Linked DNA regions of Homo sapiens: all the other regions are linked to region 2. A link is a contact called in ENCODE Hi-C or POLR2A ChIA-PET data. All regions are on one chromosome and are shown on one strand. The core of a region is the stretch at or near the end of the contact, and the rest is flanking DNA. Distances in the headings are between cores, read along the strand shown. Region 1 holds the start of RGL2 (ral guanine nucleotide dissociation stimulator like 2). Region 2 holds the start of MSH5-SAPCD1 (MSH5-SAPCD1 readthrough (NMD candidate)). Region 3 holds the start of TAP2 (transporter 2, ATP binding cassette subfamily B member).

Region 1 (2,700 bases), core at 191-2,690, 1.6 Mb after region 2:
GCTGAAACCTCAGTCCAGGCACTGCCGCATGCCCCGCCCCTCCCGGCCAAGGACTATACCAGCCCAGAGAATTAGTCTTTTTCAGGACCCCTTTCACCCTGGTCCCTCGGGTAGCGCCTCCACTATCTCAGCCCTAAGGGACCCCCGAAGGTAGCAGCTCCAATCCCAGTACAGGAAGGAAAAGGGGAAGTGGGATGATAGGGGGTTGGGGGCGGTAGACTCAGAGAGTCACGTGGCCCCAGCCCCTCCCCCGACCGATCCCGAAAAACCAGCCCTGCCAGTCAACCTGCCCTCACCTAGGATCTGGACCTAGGAGTTTAGGGCCTCGGGGCCCCAAATCCAAATTCTGGCCCCTCCTGAGGCCCGAAATCCTGCTCCTGGCCACCACCATTAATCCCTAATGAAAACAGATGACCACTCTCTACCCACCCTAGGATCTTTCCTCCAGGTCCCAGAACCGTGGCTTCCCGGCCTCTACCCAGGACCGGGGCGGGGCGGGGGGGCGGGGGGAAGGGGGAGAGAGGGAAGGAGGGGTCACGAAATCTGAGGGTTCCCTCCCCAATCCCAGAGTCAGAGGAGCTGGTTACTGTGGAAACAAACCCCTCCCCGCCAAACAAAAACAAGGAGGGAGACAGGGACCAAGACACGACTGCTCAGAGAGGTAGGCACACTCAGGCAGGCAGAGGTGGAGGGCCAAAGACCCGCAGGGACAGGACAGCCAGCCAGAAGTTCCAGGCAGGAACAGGGCAGGTTCCTGCGGGCAGGTCCTGAGTCACACTGACAGAGAACCACGGAGACGCCAGGACTCCCCGCAGCAGAGAAACGGGCCGACACCCAGGGAGGCGCGAGAATAACTGAGGCAAGGAGGAGGAGATGTAGGGACCCAGAGACAAGAGAAAAGTGGAGACTTCAGAAATACATACGCCCCCTACCTCCCACCACCCGCGTCTCACCTCTTCTTCTTCCTCCTCCTCTTCCTCCTGCCCCCCGCCCACGACCAGGCCACCTGGGCCCCCACCCTCTTCGGGGTCCCGGCTTCGGAAGCTGCTCAGTACGACTCCCCCGGGGGGGCTCGTGTCCAAAAGCAGCCGCAGGGGCCGCGGGAGCATGGCCGAGTGAAGGAATCAGCGGGGTCGGGCCATGGGGGCGCCTGGGGAGAGACGGGGTGGGGTGGGGGTGGAGAGTCAGGCAGGCGCGGGGGAACCGGGCAGGGAAGGGACGTGGGTGGGTGTCAAGAAGACCGGAAGGGAGTTCTGCAGGAAGGTTGGGGGAGGGGGCAACAGAAGGGTGGAATAGGGGGGCCCTTGGTGCTGTTGGGGAAGGAGGAGGTCACGAGTACGGGGACGCGCAGGGTGCTCAGGCTCTGACCTGCTCGGGAGGGGTGGGGGCAGCGTGGGTCCTGAGCCGCTGTTGCCGTCGGTCTCCGGCCCCGGACCGAGTCCCCTCCCCGGCTTTTCCGTACCCCCTTGAACCCCCCCGCCGGGCTCCTGGGCCCTCCCGCCCTTTCCGCTCCCCCCCGCGTCCGCCCGCTCCGAGAGCAGGAGCCAAAAGGGGAAGGAAGTGAGGACAGGAGCCAGGGCCGCGGACTAGGGGAGCGCTGGACGCTCAGGGACCAGGACCCAGGCGCCCGAGTCCCCAGCTCCACTGTCCTCCGCCTCTACACTCGGGGATTCTGGAGACCACGTCGACCCGCAATGAACTGGAATAAAGATTCCAGTCTCCAGCCCCTGGGGGAAGGCAGGAGCAGAATTTGACATTCCCTTCCCCAACAATAACACGGCTAAAACTCCCGCGGGAAGCGTTTCAGGCGGAGAGAGAGCCGGTCACTCCATCCCCACGGGATTACCCTCCCTACCACAACCCACGAATGTAGCTGACCGAAATCCCGGCCGGGTTTTCCGAAGGGCCCTCGATTCCCGCCCCCTCGGCAGGGGGCGGGGCAGGAAGCAGCCACATCCGGTTCCAGATTCGGCTCTCAGAGGCTTCCGGCGCCGAGACCGAGATCCCCGTCGGCTCGGTGTATCCTCGCTGGTGGAGTACCCTCTGCTTGAGCGCATCTCATGCGCCAGTAGTGGCGCCCGCCCCGAACGGTGTCGACGGGGCGTTCTCTGAGCGGTTCAGGGTCACTGGAAGGGACCAGAGGTGATTGGAATATTCATTGAGCTTGGAAAGGGGTTGGAATGAGAGAACCGTTTGGAAGCACTGGAATACAGCTTTATTCCTACACGATTAGACCCGTTACCCCGTGGGTCTGGCCGACCGTCCTGACTCGGAGATCCCTGAGCTGCGCCGCCGCTTCCTTCGTCAACATCCAGCAGCTACTTGATGAGCGCCCTCCAGTGGGCCTTAGGTCCCTATGCCGGCGCGGGGTTACAGCAGTGGACAGACAGGCCAGTCCCTGTCCTCGAGGAGCCCATGATCCGCGGGGAGACAGGCATTTAACGACGACTCACACGATCACTTAAATACAACTGTGGTGAACCGCACAAGAGGGACGCGCGGCGGTCTGCGGGGAATGACGAGGCCGACCTCGTCTGCGACCCAGGGAGGGCAAGGGTGGACCAGGCAAAGGGAACAGAGGACTGGGACCTGGAGGTGGGCGGGAGGCGTTTGGTTCATTGGAGGAAAGGAATAGCCCTGTGTGTGATGAGCATTGAGAGGAGGTCTGGCGAGCACCATCTAGGGCTGAAGAACTAGGCA
Region 2 (2,743 bases), core at 244-2,743:
TTTCTCTCCTACAGCTTTATAGCTACAGCTGCCTTGATATCAATATTGACTTTGGCTGGCTGGCATGACTACCCACAGGGTATCGTGCCTTAATTTACCAGGTGACAGGCAACGCTGCCCTCTCCTGGAACCATCCAGCAGAGCCAGGGCTGTACCCCCAAATCCTGCAACAGAGGTTTCCCTCCATCTCACCTCCCTGTCCCTGCATTTCTCCTATCTCAGTAGCTCCTCTTTCCCTCTCTGGGCTTCTCTTTCCACTCCCTCCCCTTCCTGGGCTTGGTAAACTAGTCCCTAATCTCTTCACACCCCAGATTGGAAGGTGGGTCCCTCCCTGACACTCCCCAGAGCTGTCACCAACCTCCTCCAAGTTTCTATAGCTCCATTGCTCAACAGATTTGCCAGGGGTAACCATTAACCCAGCCCTTAACTCTGTTCCCCCACCTTTCTTGCTGGAGGGGATTTTCCAATTACTGGTTAGCACAGCTAGGTCATCTCACCCCCACCATCTTTCCTAACTTCTTGGGTTGGGGGGCTGGGGAGGAATCTCCCCATCTCAGGGTACTAGGAACAAAGCTGGGGAGGATGGTGCATTTAAAGGGATTATATATATATATATATATATTTTTTTTCTTTCTCCCTCATAACCCCACCCCCGCAACACACACACACACACACACACACACACACACACACACAGACGCACAAATAAGCTTTATGGAGCAGTGACTTCATTATGTTCACCGCTTTGAGTCCAACCCCTGGCCCAAAATAGGCACTAAATAGTTGCCGAATGCATGAATGATAGATACCTCTCTGTCTTCAGGGGTGTGTAGAAGTGCGAAGGGGTATGGGCATGTCCCAGTAGGGGTGTGAGTGTTCTGATCAGAACTACTTCTCTCTGCCAGAATTTGATGTAATTCGAATGCTTCCACCTCTGCTTGAAGGGTTTAAATAATAAATTAGGCCCTGTCGTGCCATTATGGGGGTGGTCATACCCTGTACCCAGGAAACAGGCACGGTAGGGCTGAGACAGAAGTCCTGCTTGTTTCCGCTTATTTATTTGAAACACCGCTCATTTAGGTCTTACTTTGTTTGCCAGGCACTGTTCTAAGCTCTGTATAAATATTAACTCAGAGGGTACAAATATTAACTTAAGAGTTGTTGCAGGAAAAAAAATAAGCGCCTCTGGCTCTTTAAGTTTGGCCTCCCCCTCAAAACCCCCGCAACGGTCCCAAACCCCTTCCAGGGACTGGGACTACGGACCCTGGTCCGACCTTCTCGCGGGCTTCCCACTGCGCCAATCAAATCCCAGAAACAGTGAGTGCTAGAGGCCCGGCTGCTAAGCAACGGCAGAGGGCGGGAAGTTTGAACGTTCTGGACCCGCCCCGAAGGCAAATAGGCCAATCAGCGTCCAGACTCTTCAGCTACGGCAGTCCGCTTCTCCTCCTCGCCCTGTCGGATCTCTAGGCTGGATCCGGGCCTCTCCAATCAACAGCGGTTAGGAGGGCGGGGCGCGTGCGCGCGCACCTCGCTCACGCGCCGGCGCGCTCCTTTTGCAGGCTCGTGGCGGTCGGTCAGCGGGGCGTTCTCCCACCTGTAGCGACTCAGGTTACTGAAAAGGCGGGAAAACGCTGCGATGGCGGCAGCTGGGGGAGGAGGAAGATAAGCGCGTGAGGCTGGGGTCCTGGCGCGTGGTTGGCAGAGGCAGAGACATAAGACGTGCACGACTCGCCCCACAGGGCCCTCAGACCCCTTCCTTCCAAAGGGTAACCTCCGCGTGACAGGAATGAGGGTGGGGCGCGTGGAGTTTCCCACAATCTGTACTTTAGTTAAATACCCGAGAATTCACCTCCTGTGTCCACAGCTCTCCACGCCCCTCAGCCCTGCCCCGCAGCCCTGTAGCAGAAGTACTTAGTGCTTTGCATTCTGCGCGCCACCCTACCCCGGCCTCCTCTGTGAATCGTTGCTTCCGAACCGCCCTCACTTTTTGCATCCGCAGAGCCTCCAAGCTCATGGCCTCCTTAGGAGCGAACCCAAGGAGGACACCGCAGGGACCGAGACCTGGGGCGGCCTCCTCCGGCTTCCCCAGCCCGGCCCCAGTGCCGGGCCCCAGGGAGGCCGAGGAGGAGGAAGTCGAGGAGGAGGAGGAGCTGGCCGAGGTCTCTGAGGGGAGTAGAAACTTGAATGGAGAGTTGATGGGAAGTTAGAATAAAAGAGGGTTGGGAGCCGGGCGCGGTGGCTCACACCTGTAATCTTAGCACTTTGGGAGACTGAGGCGGGCGGATCACCTGAGCTCAGGAGTTGGAGACCAGCCTGGGCAACATGGCGAAACCCCGTCTCTACTAAAAATATAAAAATTAGCCGAGCGTGGTGGCACGTGCCTGTTATCCCAGCTACTGGGAAGGCTGAGGCAGGAGAATCACTGTAACTCGGGAGGCGGAGGTTGCAATGAGCTGAGATTGCTCCACTGCACTTCAGCCTGGGCGACAGAGCAAGACTCCGTCTCAAAGAAAGAAAGAAAAAAAAAACAGGGTTGGGAAGAGCTGGGCAAGTCTCTTACCTCCTGAGTGGCTGTTTCACATTCACTAAATGGGGGTGATGATGCCTATCTCAGAGATTTGAGAAAATGATTAAATTATATAAGACATGGTAAACCCTACACTTATGAGTGATTCTAATAGTGATTTCCTTTCTTCCTTGCTGGACAGATCCATCTGTGTGTGCTGTGGAATTCAGGATACTT
Region 3 (2,811 bases), core at 44-2,543, 1.1 Mb after region 2:
CGCCTGAAAGGGCCTAGAAATGGAGTTAGGGAAGTGAAGACCCCTATAAAGATTTGGGGCTAGCAAATGGACCCAGCTGCCCACCACCTACCTGCCAAAGGAGAAGAGGCACATGAAGAAGATGGCACTGGCAAAGGCATGGGGGTCAAAATCACCTCCCAGGATGTCAATCACACGACCAGAATAGTGAGGGATTAATGTCTCACCTGAAAGAGGCATGAAAAATAACACAAGAATGTGCTGGTGCCCAGGCCCTTTTACCACCTCCAACTCACAACGTCCTCTCCTGACTCACCCAAAACAGCAAGGACAAGGAAGAAGAAGGCGGCAACGAGGAGAGGCAGGTCCGGCCTGGAGAGCTTCAGCAGCCTCCACATCAAGACTTTGTTGTTCACCTGGTCCTGCTCCTTCTCCTGGGCTCCAGGAGGGCTCAGAACAGCCCACAGTGACCAGCTGAGCCCCGCAGCCCCGTACCCCACCAGCAGCCAGCTCCAAGGGGCTGAAGCGACTCTGGCTGGGGGAGCACGTGAGGCCCCCGCGACCAGGGCTCTCAGGGAGACAGTCAGGGGGGTGGCCAGACAGAGCGGGAGCAGCAGTGTCCCCACAAATCCCAGCAGCCCTCTTAGCTTTAGCAGCCCCCACAGCCCTCCCAGCCGCAGGGTCCCCTCCAGCCATAGTCCTGGCAGCCCTTGAGGAAGCAAAGTCCCCAGAGGGCCCTGAAGCAGCCACAGTAAAGCCGCGTCCACCAGCAGCAGGGAGGTCCAGGGTCTCAGGTCAGGGAGCCGCATGGCTCTGTCAACGGATACGAGATGAGAAATCATGGGGGTGGAGTCCCAATCCTTGTCCCTGCCCTCCTACCCGCCCGGCTCCGCCTAACCCGTCCATCGGCTTCTCATTTTATCCTATTCAACCCTGAGAGCTCTCCTGAGTAACCGGTGCTCATCCGTACACCCCTCCTACGACAGACAGCTTTCGGCCTTCTGGGGAGCTGGAAGCATGACCATCAGGAGCCTCGTGCTTAAAAAAAAAAAAAAAAAATCCCCGGACCCCCACCCCCACCCCCGCCTGCCGCGGCGAGCTAAGTGGTCCGGGCTCCGCTCCCTCCTATCGCCGGGTGCAGAGGGACTGGGAAGCAGGAGCGTGGAGTGGGTAGTCACTTGGGCTGCGTCCCTGTTGGCGCTCCAGGTTCCCCTCCGCACCAACTCACCAGCCGCGGCGGGGAGACCGCAGCTCCGGGGACTTCTGCTTCAGCGCTGAGGTCCGCTCCGTCTCTCCCAACCTCGCTACCGGCTCTGGTCCGCCAGCTACGCTCGGCCAGGGCGGGCGTCAGGGCTCGGGCAGCTTTCGCTTTCGCTTCCCCAGCCAAGGCCTTCATTCTGGGCTGGGCCGCCGGGAGGGGGCGCGCGAGACCCGCAGACAGCGGAACTGGAGCCCGAACTCTGGTTCGCACTGTACAGGCCTGCAATGAGTCTCACTCGCCTTTAGTGGCGGTTACTCTGGGATATAAAACTGCAAAAATGTTTCTTTATCATTAAGTAAAATACAGTTGTCTCAAGGGCAACTTTATCTGTTGTCCTTGCTTTGTAATTGGAGAATGCTTTGTAATTGGAGAATCACTGAATTTTCTCAAAGTTACTACTTCAAGCTCTGAGCCTACTATTAAGAAGTGCCTTCTTTCTGGTCCGGCGCGGTGGCTCACGCCTGTAATCACAGCACTTTGGGAGGCCGAGGCGGGCGGATCGCCTGAGGTCAGGGGTTCGAGACCAGCCTGGCCAACATGGTGAAACCCTGTCTCTACTAAAAATACAAAAATTAGCCAGGGCGTGGTGGCGGACGCCTGTAATCCCAGCTACTCGGGAGGCTGAGGCAGGGGAATCGCTTGAACTCAGGAGGCAGAGGTTTCAGTGAGCCGAGATCGGGTCATTGCACTCCAGCCTGGGCGACAAGAGTGAGACTTCGTCTAAAAAAAAAAAAAGTGCCCTCTTCCATGCAAGCTCCAGTTTTAGGCGAGCGAGCCGGGCTCTCCTAAATAGAAGGTTCCAACCAATCTCACCAGGCCAAAGGGGATTTTCACGTACAGACTTTGAATTTAGTAGGCCCTGAGCGTTCATCTTCATCCGTCCTTCTCAGCCGGAGCACCTTGAGCTGGCGCGTGTTCAGGTGCCTCTGAGTCTGTACTCCAAATTATGTTGGGCGCACCTTCAGCCTATGAGGGAAATGCCCCGTACTGAGCTTTGGTTCTTGTTCTATTTTAACACTGTTTAGAACAGTAATTAGGTTTTTAAATATCCTTCCTGACCCAGAGCCTTCCTATGCAACAGAAAGATTCGTTTATTCCAGAAAGGACTCTTCAGATTGAAACCACCTCCCAAACTAAAAACAAACAAACAAACAAATTCCCCAAAGGAAGGGTCGCTTGGATTCCAGATCACCATTTTGAAATGTTACCTGTGTGACTACCAAGGAGTCACTTAAAGTTTAAAATAGTGGTGGTGGGGAGGAGGGATTTTAAGTAGGGGCTCGCTAAAGTTTTACAACTCTATTCATTCTGGCATTTTAAGAATCTCTCTCTAATGAAAAAAGCTCCATGCTCAAGCTCATGCTCCTACTTTCAAGCATTTGTTTCCTTTATTTTCTGGAAAGTGACATGGTCCATAGTTCCAGCATGATTCCGAAAATCTCATGATGTGTGTCTCTTTCTTCTAACCTGGATCTTTTACATTTTCCCCACACTCCTCACTTAGGGGAGTCCTCCTGATCTCTTCTTCCTCTAAAATTATAGTCCTGCCATCTTGCAATTCAGCATGACAC

What was found. Hi-C counts contacts between places; a loop is a spot of excess contacts on that map. ChIA-PET counts read pairs that join two places held with the same protein, here RNA polymerase II (POLR2A). Pooled maps may share reads with other maps.
Region 1: a loop to region 2 is called in a pooled map, with 5 times the contacts of the local background. The contact joins the promoter of RGL2 here to the promoter of MSH5-SAPCD1 in region 2. A Hi-C loop is called at or near these places in 1 of 50 pooled maps. POLR2A ChIA-PET finds 5 or more read pairs at or near these places in 3 of 52 experiments (A673, IMR-90 and activated B cell).
Region 3: a loop to region 2 is called in a pooled map, with 7 times the contacts of the local background. The contact joins the promoter of TAP2 here to the promoter of MSH5-SAPCD1 in region 2. A Hi-C loop is called at or near these places in 9 of 50 pooled maps. POLR2A ChIA-PET finds 5 or more read pairs at or near these places in 2 of 52 experiments (Caco-2 and activated naive CD4-positive, alpha-beta T cell).

What each region holds. Positions count from the first base shown.
Region 1 is chr6:33,297,502-33,300,201 of GRCh38, forward strand. RGL2 (ral guanine nucleotide dissociation stimulator like 2) reads right to left here and starts at 1,441. Exons shown (of 18, transcript NM_004761.5): 1 at 1,369-1,441; 2 at 954-1,150. The coding sequence starts at 1,109. TAPBP (TAP binding protein) reads right to left here. Exons shown (of 8, transcript NM_003190.5): 8 at 2,193-2,700. RefSeq lists enhancers at 1-319, 406-906, 2,609-2,700 and a silencer at 1,674-1,852.
Region 2 is chr6:31,738,455-31,741,197 of GRCh38, forward strand. MSH5-SAPCD1 (MSH5-SAPCD1 readthrough (NMD candidate)) reads left to right here and starts at 1,494. Exons shown (of 29, transcript NR_037846.1): 1 at 1,494-1,608; 2 at 2,000-2,159; 3 at 2,709-2,743. MSH5 (mutS homolog 5) reads left to right here and starts at 1,551. Exons shown (of 25, transcript NM_172166.4): 1 at 1,551-1,608; 2 at 2,000-2,159; 3 at 2,709-2,743. The coding sequence starts at 2,013. RefSeq lists enhancers at 993-1,623, 1,624-2,255 and a silencer at 2,035-2,253.
Region 3 is chr6:32,837,446-32,840,256 of GRCh38, forward strand. It overlaps TAP2 (transporter 2, ATP binding cassette subfamily B member), which reads right to left and starts at 1,294. Exons shown (of 12, transcript NM_001290043.2): 1 at 1,208-1,294; 2 at 296-792; 3 at 92-206. The coding sequence starts at 788.